2 separate regions of the Homo sapiens genome follow, and region 2 is linked to region 1. A link is a contact called in ENCODE Hi-C data. All regions are on one chromosome and are shown on one strand. Each heading gives the region's core, a stretch centred on a gene start or an enhancer-like site at or near the end of the contact. The rest is flanking DNA. Distances are from core to core; before and after follow the strand shown. Region 1 holds the start of PPP2R3A (protein phosphatase 2 regulatory subunit B''alpha). Region 2 holds the start of SLC35G2 (solute carrier family 35 member G2).

Evidence for each region. Hi-C counts contacts between places; a loop is a spot of excess contacts on that map. Pooled maps may share reads with other maps.
Region 2: a pooled map shows a loop between it and region 1 (9-fold over the local background). The contact joins the promoter of SLC35G2 here to the promoter of PPP2R3A in region 1. A Hi-C loop is called at or near these places in 4 of 50 pooled maps.

Annotation. Positions count from the first base shown.
Region 1 is chr3:135,961,716-135,969,070 of GRCh38, reverse strand. PPP2R3A (protein phosphatase 2 regulatory subunit B''alpha) reads right to left here and starts at 3,343. Exons shown (of 14, transcript NM_002718.5): 1 at 3,222-3,343. RefSeq lists silencers at 2,867-3,146, 3,277-3,506 and an enhancer at 2,951-3,769.
Region 2 is chr3:136,814,307-136,821,661 of GRCh38, reverse strand. SLC35G2 (solute carrier family 35 member G2) reads right to left here and starts at 2,536. Exons shown (of 2, transcript NM_025246.3): 1 at 2,034-2,536. RefSeq lists silencers at 1,339-1,388, 2,452-2,511.

The DNA.
Region 1 (7,355 bases), core at 2,094-4,593:
CAACAATTCCATTTCTAGGAATTTACCCTATAAATATATTTATTCACATATGAAACAGCATATTCGTAGCACTGTTTACGGTAAATTACTGGAAACAATCTAAATGTCTGTCAGTGGGGGAATGGTTAAATAATCTATGGTATATCCATACAGTGAAATACTGTACAGTCATTCAAAAAAATAAGGAAACTATATACTGAAGTGGAAAGATTCCCAAGACATTTTTAAGAAAACAGAGTGTACAGTATGCTACCATTTGTGTAAAACAGTAAGAGGAAAGATATGCATTTCCTTGAATGCCCACAAAAAATGTCTACAATGATATACAAAACTAGTATCAGTGGTTATTCCTTTGGAAGACAGGGAAAATGGTAGCTGGGGGAGGGAGCAGAACCCACCAAAAATGCTCTGATTTGCTTGGAGGAGGGCCCAGGCGTCGGTCTTAAGTTCTGGTGGTTCTGATGAGAGTGTTGGACTGAGAACCACTGCTTAGTGGACAGCCTTTGCCTATTTTCCTAGCTTCATTTTGTGTCATCACTCTCCGTGTTCCTGGCTTCTGGGTTCCCAAAAGCGGCCCTGTTCCTTTCTTCCTCAAGGTATTCACATCTGTTCCTTCTGCCCGGAATATTGTTCCCGTGAGCTTCACCTAGTAACTCCTGTTAATCCTTCACCGTCCACCTCAAAGGTCACTTCCCCATGGAAACTTTCCCCAGTTTCCAAACTACATCAGGACATCTGTTTTATGCACTCAGAGCTGCCTGTACTTCTCCCAGAAATTAACACAATCGTAATGAGATAAATGTATATTTATGCATGTATACATCTGTCACCCTCCTTAGACTATAAGGTCCAGGCATGCAAAGTTGTTTTTACTAATCTATTTCCATACCTAATCTAGTGTCCAGTTGGCAAAACAGGCCTTCAGAAATCTGTTAAATAAATAACTGTTCCCGCCCTCAAGCTTAGTATAGTAAACACCTAAGCAAATGAGGACAATGCTGCGTCACTAGTGTTAAGGCAGCAGTCTGCTCACAACAGTGGTTCTTAACTAAGGGTGATTTTGGTCCTCCTGGGGGACATTTGCGATGTCTGTAAGCATTTTTGATGTTCACAACTGTGTGTGTGGAGTGCTACTGGTATCTATTCCTCAGTAAAGGTTAGAAATGCTGCTAAACATCCTACGCTGCACATGATAGCCCTCCACAACTAGAAATTACCTGGCCTAAAATGTCAACAGAACTACAAATGAGAAACTCTGACTCAGAGGACGATAACACTCAAAAGAGCTGTCAATTGCACTTCTGAGGGTGGTGATTTTTAAATATCTGTTTTCTTTTTGGGGGATGGGGGGTGTCAAGCAAAGCTTCAGGGCAGAGGTGAAGCTTCAGCTGTGTGTTTGAAAGGTAACAGGGGCCAGATCAGTGGGGACTATGTTTGTCAGGAGCAAGGAGGAGTCTCTGAAGAGTTTAAAAGCAAAGTTATGATTTGAACAGGTGCCCCCAAGTACCCTATACTCCAAAATTATTCATTTCCTTTTTTCCTTTCTCGCTGAAACAAAACTTCCATTCTCTCAGAGTAGCTGGTTTCAGCTGAACATTAAGGCCAAATTAATTCAGCCCAAGATAAAGTCAGATAGGCCCTTCACTCTCCAGAATGTTAAGCTACATTTTAAAATATGCAAATACTTATGAGTACAAATAAATCTTTAACTGCTCAATGTTCAGGTTGTCAGTGCATAAAGCTATTTTTGAACTCAACAGCCAGATTGGCCCCAGTAACACTTTCCCAAAGCTTTGTTTTTTAAAAACCTTTTTGATCTGTTTCCCCGTTCTCCTAGAAATCTCCTAGATTTCTGAGCTCCTAGATTGTATAAAAGATCTAAGTTTTTTTCCACAAGTATCTCATGCCATTAAGTTCTTCTGCCAGAGGTGATAAAAGGGCCATTTGGATGCAATAAATGTAAATAAATTGTGTGTGTAAATTAGCAGTGGCTTAGAAAATTTTTAAAAGGCTTTCATGGACTACTGAAAGAAACTGAGATAATTTTTAACATACCACCAAGAAAAAAAAACAACAGTTTTACTACAACACAAGCCGGCTGCCTACTGAACTGGACGCCCATGCTCTGACCTAGTATGGCAATTCTTAGGGTCTAGGCGCTGGGTTCTGTTTACAAGAAACTAAGGCCTGAGACTAAGGAAGAACAAAGAAAAATGCCTGGCACCAAAGGTGTGGGGGATGTTTTGTACATAAATGAAGATTTGAGGAGGAATACTTCCTCAGATGTTGGAAGGAATTACTCTTTTTTTGCTTACGTGTTAAGAATTTAATGTTTTCAGGCCATTTCCTAATTAGAAAATACCTTATAATTTACAAACAATAATTTGTCTTCCCCTACATTTGCTGACCACCAAGACTGGATAAAATTTCCTTAAGCTTTACCAGAGTGGGAGGACTGGGAATAACGGGAGCACAACAGAGTTCGGATGCAACATCAACTCCAAGCCCGGCCAGCTGGTTTCCATCGAGAGGTCCCCCAGGAGAACGCCCCTCCGCGGCGGCGGCGGCCAGGTCGGCGCGGGAGAGACCCACCGAGGCGCTCCAGCGCGGCCGCGGTGCAGGACCAGGGGCCGCCCGGCCTCCGTTTACCTTTGTTTCAGGTACCCCGGCTCCTGGCGGGCCGGGAATCCCGTCCGCGGCCCGGAGCTGGTGACACATCCTTCTTTGGCCAAGTCGGGCCGAGGTTGGGCAGGGGGCGGGGAAGGAAAAGAAAGCCTCAGCGCCTAACGACGTGACTCTCAGTTCTTCCAAAACGCTGGCATTTGTTTCTCTGCCAGGCTTTCCTGTTAACAAGTTCCCGAGGGCTGTGCGGGCGAACTGGCCCAGGAGCCCTGAAAAGTGGGAGGGCCCAGGCCGCCCCCGCCTACCCTCCTCCGCGGGCGCCCCTGGGGCAGGCAATTTCCACACCTCCCTGGTGCCGTGTCCCGGGACCGGCCGGCCGCGCCGAGGCAACGCACCGCACCGCACCGCACCGACTGGAATTCCGACTTCCACAGCCCAATCAGCTCCGTGTGGCCCCTCTGGCCAGGCCGGTCCCCGCCCCCAGGTCCCGGCCCCGCCCGCCCCGGCCTCCGCGCGCCGCCCCGAGCCTCGCCACCCCCTCGGGCCGGGACGAGGGAGCTGAAGGCTCCAGGCCGTGCGGCCAGTGTTCCTTTGCCTACCTCGTTGCCCGCGGCTCCTCCTCCGGCGGCTCAGCTCGCGGGCAGCGCTTGCCTCCAAGCCTCCCCGCGGCGCGGACTCTCGGGCTACGAATGCGGCGCGTGAAGAGCGGAGGCCCGAGCGCGCCCCGCCCAGCCACCCGCAGGCCCCTACCTCCTTCTCCTCCTCCTCCTCCTCCTCCTCGGCCCCACCCTCGGCGGCCGGCCCGCCCGGAGCCCCGCCCACGCGCCAGGCCCCGCCCACTCTCCGGCCCCGCCCCCAGCCTACGCCCCGCCCCTCTGGCCAAGGCAGGAAGGGGGCCTCCAGGGGCGCCGCGAGAGCCGCTGTGGCCTCGGCGAGGGCAGTCTCCTGTATGGCGGCGCCGCGGGGATGCGATTCGTGGTGGTCGCTGCTGTTTGACAGATTCGAGTCTCTTGCTCGGATTTATTACTGTTATTGTCATCGTCAATATTGTCATCGTTGTTATTGTTATCGTCATTAGTTGTGTTGCCCTCTTCAAGGGGCCTTCAAGGAGGCCCCTTGAGGGCAGCGCGCTGCTGGCCAGACATTCCCTGGCGCTCCTGTCTTCCCACAGTCCTGCACCTGCGCCACATTTCACTCAGCCCAAGAAGTTGTGTGAATTTTAAAAGAAGTGATACTTATTTTTAACTGTTATTGTTAACTGTTACTGTTAAATAAAACACAAATATAGACAGCCATATAAAACCAATGTACAGCTTAATGGATTATTCCGATACACACACCCTTATAACCACTCGCCAGATTTATTAATAACACCGTGTAATATGGTCTGCTCTGAAACAGAACCTCATTAATAGCTGGAAGGACATAGCCTGGAAGGGCCTCCCAAAATTGCCCTCCTTCTAACTGCCACAGTACTCAAATGTGACAGGTCCATAATCATGCCCTCTCCAAGAATATATTTGTAAAATGGAAATTTCTCCAGAATTAGGAACCTCCAATTGAGTATCTTCGTAAAAATCTTGATAAAATGATAAATCTATAAATATATAAGCATATAAATAACAATAAATAAGTCAATCAGTTGGGTTGAATACCATGAGTAAGGAGCATGGGGGTGGGGGATGGGAGGTATGTAAAGACTTAAAAGGATTAGGTGGGCTGTGAGGACAGGTCCTGGGCACCTGGGTTGTTCTCACTGTCTCCCCAGCACCTAGCATAGCACCAAGCATATACTAGGTGCCATATGTGTGTGTGTATATATGTGCATTGTACATATATGCACATATATGTGTGTGTGTGTGTATAGCACAAGGAAAGAAAAAATTATGTAAGATAACCCCAAACAAGCTTTACATACTGAAATTTCACCCAAGGTCAATCCTCCCAGTAGCTAAAGTGTGCTCTGTGAGATGCCTTGATGCCCTAGAGAGAAAGAGACCATTTTACTTTCAACTTTCTACTGCTTTTCCATTTCAAAAGCCCTTTCACATGCATATGGTATCTTATTTGAGACTGAGAGCAACTCTGTGAAAAATGCAGGGCAGGATAGGACTCTGCAAAGGTCACAGTGCAATGCATATCAGTAAGAAGGAAAAGTACACAATGTACCATAAAACAATGTTAAAACTGCTGACCCTGGCAACCTGGATTCTTGGTTTGTCTCAACAGTTTTATTGCCAATGTTTTTACATTAGGGCTCCTTTGGCCCTTTTGCCATGCATTTATACACATTATAACTTGAATGTATAAAGGACACAATACGTGACTGGAAATTTGATTCAATACAATAGAGTTAGTCTCTCTGTCATGAGGACCATGGTGAATTGGGGCTAGAGAGTTGCCAATTCACCACAATGTATTGAGTACTCAGACTGTACTAGGTGGTAGGAATACAAATGATATAAAATAAAGAAGATACAGGGGCTGGGCGTGGTGGCTCACGCTTGAAATCCCAGCACTTTGGGAGGCCAAGGAGGGTGGATCACCTGAGGCCAGGAGTTTGAGACCAGCCTGGTAAACATGGTGAAAACCCATCTCTACTAAAAATACAAAAATTAGCCAGGCGTGGTGGCACGCGTCTGTAATCCCAGCTACTCAGAAGGCTGAGGCGGGAGAATCACTTGAACCCGGGAGGTGGAGGTTGCAGTGAGCCGAGATCTCTCCATTGCACTCCAGCCTGGGTGATCAGAGTGAAACTCTGTCAATCTTTGTTCTCAAGGAGCTTATGGCCAAGTAAGGGAGAAAGATTTGAAAATAAATGTTTAAATTACATGACGGTAGGGGAGCAGTCATGAGCACAATTAATTCTATGAGGTATAGGAAGAGAGTAGGGCAAGTCTTATTAGACAAGAAAACATCTGAAATTTTTTTTAGTATAAAAATATCAAATATTGAAAACAGAGACAGAATAATATAATTAACTACTATGCACCCATTACTTGGCTTCAACAATTATCCCATGACCAATTTGTTCCATCTGTACCCTCACCTTTTCTTTCCCTCCTTGGATTATTTTAAGGCAAATCACATGGAGCATTATTATTTCATCCATAAATATTTCACTATGCATCTCTAAATGATAAGGTCTATTTTTAAAAACAACCACAAAATCATTAAATTGTCTTTTAAAGTAATAATTTATTAACATCTAGACAGTGTTCAAAATTTCCCAATTTTCTCATAAATGTTTCATGTAGTTTACTTCTTCCAGTCATGATCCAAACAAGTTCCTCACAATGCATTTGGTTAAAATGTCTTACACCTTTTTCTTTCCTTGTACTTTTATATTGAAGAAATAGATTGTTATAAGGAGTTTCCCACATTCTGCATTTTGCTGATTGCTGTGATGTTCTTTAACATGTGCCTCTAACCTTGTATTTCCCATAAAGGATAGTTACTAGAGGCTTGATCAATTTAGAAAAGTATAACCCATAATGAATAGAAAAATCAACAAATCAAAAATAGACCAGAACTATCACAGATGTTAGAATTAGCAGAGAAAGACATTAAAACAATTACTATGGCTGGGCATGGTGGCTCAAACCTGTAATCCCAGCGCTTTGTGGGGCTAATATGGGTGGATTACCCGAGGTCAGGAGTTTGAGACCAGCTTGACCAACATGGTGAAGCCCCGTCTCTACTAAAAAATACAAAAAAATTAGCCGGCCATGGTGGCAGGCGCCTATAATCCCAGCTACTTGGGAGGCTAAGGCAGAAGAATCGCTTGAACCCGGGAGGCAGAGGTTGTGGTGAGCCGAGATCGTGCCACTGCACTCCAGCCTGGGCAACAGAGTGGCTCCATCTCAAACAAAAACAAAAACAAACAAACAAACAAACAAAACCACAATTACTATAACTATATTCCAAATGCCAAAAAAGTTAAGTACATATTAAAAAGGGAAGATGTAAAAAAGACACAAATTGTATTTCTATAGTTGAAGACTATAATGTCTAGAATAAAAATACATTAGATTGGATTAATGGCAAATTAGACATTACCAAAGAAAAGATTAGTCACATCAATAGAAATTATCCAAAATGAAACACACAGAAAGAGAAATGTTAATGAAAAGAGCATCAGTGAGCTAAAGAGCAACTACAAGTGGCCTAATATGTGGAATCTCCAAAGGAGAGGAGTGAAGACAAAAAGTATCTGAAGAAATACTAGCCAAAAGTTTCCAAAATTTATGAAAACTATATACTCACAGATCTAAGAAGTGCAACAGACTTCCAATTTCCAGTACAGCAGACGATAGACTTACATCCAACCATATCAATAGTCATATTAAATGTGAGACTTCTGGTTCCAAAATGGCAGCATAGAAGCAAGCCGGCTCCCCCTTTTCCCCAGAAAAAGAAGACCAAACCCAAATACACAACACCAAGATTACCATCAATAATATCCCAAAACTGAAATATGAGGATGAGACAGTTTGCAGGGTCACAAAGAAGTGAAAAAGCTCCAAGCAGATGGTAAGAGAATGACTTCCATGTTCAGGATGCCCCTCCCCCTATTCTGTCCAGCACCAAGCATTCAAAAAGTTTCCTCCTAAATCAGTTTATACACTGGAAAAAGTGAGATCACGGTGGACAACCAGCTCCCCACCATCTTGGGATCCTTGGCAGGAGACTTGTCCCTGTCTTAGCCCACAGAAACATTGCAAGTCCCTTAA
Region 2 (7,355 bases), core at 1,287-3,786, 850 kb before region 1:
ACAGGAGTTCAAGACCAGCCTGGCCAACATGGTAAAACCCTGTCTCTACTAAAAATATAAAAACTAGCTGGGTGCGGTGGCCAGCTACTCAAGAGGCTGAGGCAGGAGAATCCCTTGAACCCGGGAGGCAGAGGTTGCAGTGAGCGGAGAGCACGTCACTGCACTCCAGTCTGGGCAACAAGCAAGACAATGTCTCAAAAAAAAATTTTTTTTTTGTTCAGAGGATAGATCTCATGTTACATATTCTTTCCACAATAATTTTTTTAAGTCTAAAAAATTGGACATAAATGTTCATTATGGGATTGTTTAAAAAACTTACATTCTATCCACACAGATCAATATTATGCAACCCTTAATAATGATGACCTAGTTTTATGATGAAAGACATTAATTATAAATTATATAGCAAAAACGCAACCAATAGAGGATTGGTCCATTTAAAATGTATGCATGTTCATCTAAATGAAAATCTGTTTACAATGGTTTTCTATGTTTATGCATTTCTCTATTACCTAAAATTCTTATAATGAGCATATATTTTTTAAGGAAAAAACAATACCAATGTTTTTGAAAAATACAAATGTAAACTTTAAGAACTTCACACAAACCACATACCACCAATATATTTAAAATTGTCTGCATTATGATACATTTTAGTCATATGTTAAGATTATAAATTTCTATGATTATTTATATGTTGTTCTTATTAAAATTTACATTAATTCATTTTCCTTAAGCTTTCTTTAAGGAATTTTTTTGGTATCAATATCAATTTTACATCTTCCTAGACTTTTGTTCTGGAATGTAAATGAGTATAAATACTTAATTGCTCAGCCAAATACCAAACACTTCAATCCACAGGCTCTGTGCCTTTGGAACAGATGATTATGAAAATAAATGGCTCTGCAGAGTTCACATTTACTAGAAGTGTCAAAAAATAAAGATGGATTACAAAAGCTCTAAAAAATGTGTGGCTTGTAGTGTGTAATGGTTTTCAAAAGGGATGAGTGTATTTGCATGTGTGTTAGGTTTGTGCGTAAATGCACATACCTGTATCTTTCATAAGTATATGTGAGAATTCCTGTTTACGCTCATGGTGTGTACTTTCTCATAGGTAATAAAATCTGTTATGCATATGCTTATCTGTACCTCCAAGGCAAGCCACATTTGCTTTCGGGTTATGTTCAGGAAACCAGCCTCAACTTGTCTGAAAAGAGTTTCAGTGTTGGGCCTGCTCCACTCTGGCCACCAGCCATGGAGATGGGCTATTTTTGGCAAAGGTGCAGAGTAGAAGGGCAACGCAGGCCGCGGCCCAGGAAGTCAGTCGACGAGGGCGCGCGAGGCACTTCAGCACCACGGACATAGGCAAGCCTGAGCCAAGTCCTTTCCCGCGGAGGAAGATCGCTCCTCCGGAGCTACCCCCAGCCCTCTGGACCTACCCCCAGCCCTCTGGACCCACCCCCAGCACTCTGGACGTGGGGGGTTACTATCTCCAGGTCCTCGATCAACACTCGGACCCGAGCTTTCCGCCTCGCTCCTCGCGGAGCCGGGTGAAAGAAAACCTGGCCCGAGATGCAGGTCCGCGCTGAGCCTTCATCCGCCGCAACACGAGTCTCTTTCCTGCCGGCCCGCGCGACCCTTCTTCCCTCTCCTCCTCTCAAATGAGGCCAAATGGGTGCACGTGGCGTAGAAATTCTACAGCGCCCAGAGCACTGTGAGGAAAGATTCGCCTTTTCCTCCCCGTGGCTGCTGGAGGCTGTGCGGACTTGCCCTGAGCCTTCTCCGCCACTCTCGGCCGTGACGAGGCCCTTCCTCCACTAACCCTTGCCCTCGTCTTCCCTTGGGAAAAGATGTCTACAAACCGTCGATGTACCACGAAAATCTCAGCGCCCACAGACTGGCGTTCAAGAGTCATGGACATGAGACAAGAGAGTAATGGAAAATACAAATTCTTGGCCATATTTCTAAAATCATCCAGCCTTTTTTAAAACTTGTATTTGAAATTGATCCCATATGACGCCACAGTGACTCACCCCTTGCTTGGGTTGGCTACTGGGCGAGAGGAAAGCAACAGCCCCTGGCCTTCATCATGGACGCTGCAGGAGGGCCCAGACACGCGACAGCGGAAAGAAACGGGAAACCGGGCCGTAGCCGATGCTGGCCCTCCCGTCCCCGTGTCCCGGTTCTCCAGGAGGGCAGCACAGAGAAATGCGGGCCCCGCGGCCTTTCAGGCGTCGTGCAGAGCACCCCGAAGTCTGCAAAGCGGGCGGGGCGCGTCGCCCCCAGCCCGGCCCTTACCCAAAAAGACTGTTGTGCCCCTTAGGTGTGGCGGCTAAACGCGGGTGTGTGGAGTTCGGGGTCCGCTCTCATTCCCTTGTCGGGCGGCCGGGCAGGCAGGATCAAGGTCCCAGTCCGCCGCCGCCGACCGGCTCCCGGGGCCCGGTTACCTGCGTGTCGTGGCGAGGAAGGTGCCCCGGAGGCGACTGACGCGGGCGTGCCCTCGCCTGGGAAAATCGAGGCGGGCGCTGCCCGGAGTACTGCGGAGGGAGAGGGGCGCCGCCGCGCGGACTCTGCGCCTGCGCTCTCCGCCCTCCGCCGCCCCCACCCCACAACCTGACTGGCGCCGGAGTTGGAGACTGCGGGGGACGCTCAGGGTTGTGCCTGAACTGAAGGACTTCCTCTACCCGCGAGGTGGGAGGGTCCACGGGAAAGCGCCCGCCCGGGCCCCTCTAGCTTACGCCCTTGGAGGGCGCTTGTTTGAAGCAATTGCCTGTCTGCCAGGGCTACGTAGTCCGCTGCAAGTGGGCACGGAGGCAGTTTCTGTCCATTTCCACCCATTGTTTGCGCTTAAAAGTCGCAAGTCTATTCCTTCATGTTTAAATATGTGTCCAGCATCGGAAAATCGTGGTCCGGAAAAGTCTTCGGGCATCCCCGAGTCCACCCGCCATTTTACTGATAAGGTCTCTGAGGGAAGGGTCTTGACACTGCACAGCTGGTTCTTCTACCCAAGTGCATATGCCCCAGTCCCAAGTGGAATGAATATAGCCTCTTGGAAACAGACTGGTCATTAAAAGCAGTGGATTTGATGGGTCCAGGGGACAGGCAAGAAAGGGTAAGGGCTGAACCAAGGTGCTGGCTGTGGGAAAAAACAGGAGGTGCTTGCTGGTTTTTCCTCTGTCCCTTCAGACCCACTCTCCACTCTGCTCTGTGACTCAGGACTGACCTTTATGGGCTACGTCAACTATAATCTGGCTTTCAATTGGTTTTGGCAAGTGGGAGGCACCTGCAGATCAGAAGGCAGGATGTGATTCAGGACCTCCCCTGCATCCCCAGCGGGCCACCCTGTTAGCAGTGGCTATGTTCTTCATCTGAAAGCCATTACTCCCATCCTGTGGCCCTCTCCTGCAGTTTTCTCCAGGTTCTGGTTACCACTAACTACCCTTGCCCCTTCAGGCCTGGAGTGGGTAATGACGCCCAGAGGTTTCCTTTAACCCCATCCACACCTTTTTAAATAGTCCCTTCATTAAACTCTCCTCAACTATCCCATCTTTTCCCCACCTTTCCAGGACGCTATAATAGATTTTAGTCCATTGCGGTTGGCAAAATTCATGAGGACAAAAATATATGTAAAAGAAATACGGGGCTTTTAAAAGGCGAGAAGTCTTCCAGAGCCATCTTGACAGTTCCCTGGGCTCCAGGCAGCCAGCATGCTAGGTGGTCTCCCCACTGGGCCCCATAGCCCGAGGGTGCTAGTTTAGGTAGACCCAAGAATGGAATTCAGACTGCTCATAAACAGTGTGATCACCAAAGGGCTGGGGATCATTTCAGAGTCCAGCATAACAGGATTTTGGATTCCTCTTGAGGTAGAGAGACAATCTAGATCTTTATAGAGCAAGTGCTGGTGCTCTCCCAACTACAGCTGGGCTGCTTTTGAATGAGTCAATATTCTTAGGACACTTAAGAGAGTCCTGGAAACAGTGTCTGACAAGTGTGCTTAACAAGAAACTGCTGAGTGAGGCAATTGTCAATTGAGAGCCTCTGGCTGTTTCTGTAGAAAATCCAAGAATGTTCCCAAAGAGGGGGAAAAAGGCAAGAGGGTAGGAAGTCATTAAATTGCCTCTAGCACACTATGGTGTGCTTGGTCTGAATCCAAAATTTGACCATTTCTCGGGCTTGTAAAAACAACCAAACTGATTTGACTACTTTGATTCCTTCCCCATCCCCTTGAAAAACAAAACAAAAACAAAATAAACAAAAAACCCACCAATGCAGTATCTTAGCAAGACTTACCCAAAGGGACCCCCAGCTGTAGCTATTTGCAAATAAAATTAATGTCCAAGCAAACACACTATTTGTACTGAATACAAATGAGACCAGAACAGAACATTTAACATGTAAATATTTCCAAACTTTCACCCTTCCAAAGAGAAAGGATCATTTGTTGTTCAGACATGCATTAATTGTGCTGATCTCAATAAGGAATAGAGGTAAAGAAGCAAAAGGAGCCTCAGAAGGCTCGGCTGATCTGCAAGGCTCAGATTTTTTGTTTTGGAGAAGGTGGGATGGGGTGGGGATAAGGAAGGCGACCAGCAAAGTTTGAGTAAGGGAGTAAGAAAAAAAGACCTGGAATGAGCTGACTAGGAGAGATGGTTTCTGGGAGTTTTGAGAGAGTGAGACTAGGGATTTAGCACAGCTGACATTCTGAGTGACACCAAGGTATAGAAAGATATGAAAGAGGATTTTTAGACATTTTGTGATGTTTAATAAATGGAATTATTTTGTGCTATGATACATAGGGCTTTTCCTTACAAGTGTCAAAAACTTAAACTCAGACTGATTTAAGAAAAGGAGTATATTTGGCTTAATAACTGAAAAATCCATAGATAGGTAACTTCAGATATGACTAGATTCACGAATGCAAACATTGACATCAGGACATGATCTCTCCTTTCCTCTTTGTTGACATCAAAGAGTTTGTTTTCACATAGTGATTTCTTGCCACCTCCCCACCTTTCCCCAGTGTTCAACTTATATCATCTTTATAGCTAACCATTCCAAAAGAAGCAGAGCACTTATTTCCCAGTAGTTCCAATAAAATATTGAGCTTATGTTTCATTAGCAAACTCATATACCTTAATCTAGAGACAGGGCCAGGCGCAGTAGCTCATGCCTGTAATCCTAGCACTTTGGGAGGCCAAGGCAGGCGGATCACCTGAGGTCAGGAGTTCGAGACCAGCCTGACCAACATGGAGAAACCCGTCTCTATTAAAAATACAAAATTATGGCTGGGTGCAGTGCCTCACGCCTGTAATCCTAGCACTTTGGGAGGCCAAGGCGGGCGGATCATGAGGTCAAGAGATCGAGACCATCCTGGCTAACATGGTGAAACCCCATCTCTACTAAAAAATCCAAAAAAATTAGCCAGGCATGGTGGCGGGCGCCTGTAGTCCCAGCTACTCAGGAGGCTGAGGCAGGAGACCGGCGTGAACCCAGAAGGTGGAGCTTGCAGTGAGCCGAGATCACACCACTGCACTCCAGCCTGGATGACAGAGCGAGACTCCGTCTCAAAAAAAAAAAAAATTTAGCCAGATGTGGTGCCACATACCTGTAATCCCAGCTACTCAGGAGGCAGAGGCATGAGAATCGCTTGAACCCAGGAGGCGGAGGTTGCAGTGAGCCCAGATCATGCCATTGCACTCCAGCCTGGGCAACAAAAGCAAAACTCCATCTAAAAAAAAAAAAAAAAAATCTAGAGACAGAGAATAGGGGAGAGTTCATCCTCCAAAAGAAAATCAAGATTCTTTTTACCAGAACAAACCATATAGTGATGGGCAGGTGAAAAAAGAAAATATCCACTACAGGTACATCTCAAAACAACTTTGGTTAAGATGTATATTGCTTTCCAGTATTTTTTGTGGATACCAAACTAGTGTTTCTTTTGAAAATGACAGCGAGGCAGCTGAACTGTTTCTTTAACTTAAAAAATAAGGTGAAATGTCAGCCGGCACAGTGGTTCACGTCTGTAATCCCAGCACTTTGGGAGACCAAGGTGGGCAGATCACTTGAGGTCAGGAGTTCGAGACCAGCCTAGCCAATATGGTGAAACCACGTCTGTAGTAAAAATACAAAAATTAGCCGGGCATGGTGGTGCATGCCTGTAATCCCAGCTATTCGGGAGGCTGAGGCAGGAGAGTCACTTGAACCCAGGAAGCAGAGGTTGCAGTGAGCTGAGATCACACCATTGCATTCCAACCTGGGCATTGCAGCAAGTCTCTGTCTCAAAAAAAAAAATCAAATAAATAAAAAACAAAACAAAAAATAAAGTGAAATGTCTTGCTGTTCCTATACAAAGAGATACCAGAAAATATTCTTAGAATGTATTTTAGTCTGAGTTTTCATATACTCATAATTTTTATTTAAGTGGCCCCTTTTCTGATCCCAGCAAAGAACTAGAATCCTCAAAGCCCTGAATAAGTTACCAGAGTTCCTCATTACCATTCTGGAGATACTTATTTCCTCTTATCAACATCATCGACTTCACTCTCACAATCAGATACAAAGCTCAGTACAGTTGACTCTTGAACAACATCAGTTTGAAGTAGACAGATCCACTTATATGTGGCCCTTTTTTTTTCAGTAAATATATTAGAAAAGTTTTTGGAGATTTGTGACCATTTGAAAAAATTTACAAACCATATAGCCTAGAAATATAGAAAAAAAATTAAGAAAAAGTTAGGTACATCATGAATGCATAAAATATATGTAGATACTTGTCCATTCTATCATTTACTGTCGTAAAATATACACAAATCTATTATAAAACATTAAAATTTATCAGGCCAGGTGCAGTGGCTCACACCTGTAATCCCAGCACTTTGGGAGGCTGAGGCGGGTGGATCACTCGAGACCAGCTTGGCCAACATGGTGAAACCCTATCTCTACTAAAAATACAAAAATTAGCCGGGCTTGATGGTGCACATCTGTAATCCCAGCTACTCAGGAGGCTGAGGCAGGAGAATCACTTGAACCCAGGAGGTGGAGGGTGCAGTGAGCCCAGATTGCGCCACTGCACTCCAGCCTGTGTGACAGAGTGAGACTCTGTCTCAAAAAAAAAAAAGTTAAAATTTATCAAAACTGGGCCGGGCGCAGTGGCTCACACCTGTAATCCAGCACTTTGGGAGACCAAGGTGGGCAGATCACAAGGTCAGGAATTCGAGACCAGCCTGGCCAACATGGTGAAACTCCGTCTCTACTAAAAATATAAAAATTAGCCAGGCATGGTGGCTGTAATCCCAGCTACTTGGGAGGCTGTGGCAGGAGAATCTCTTGAAACTGAAAGGCGGAGGTTGCAGTAA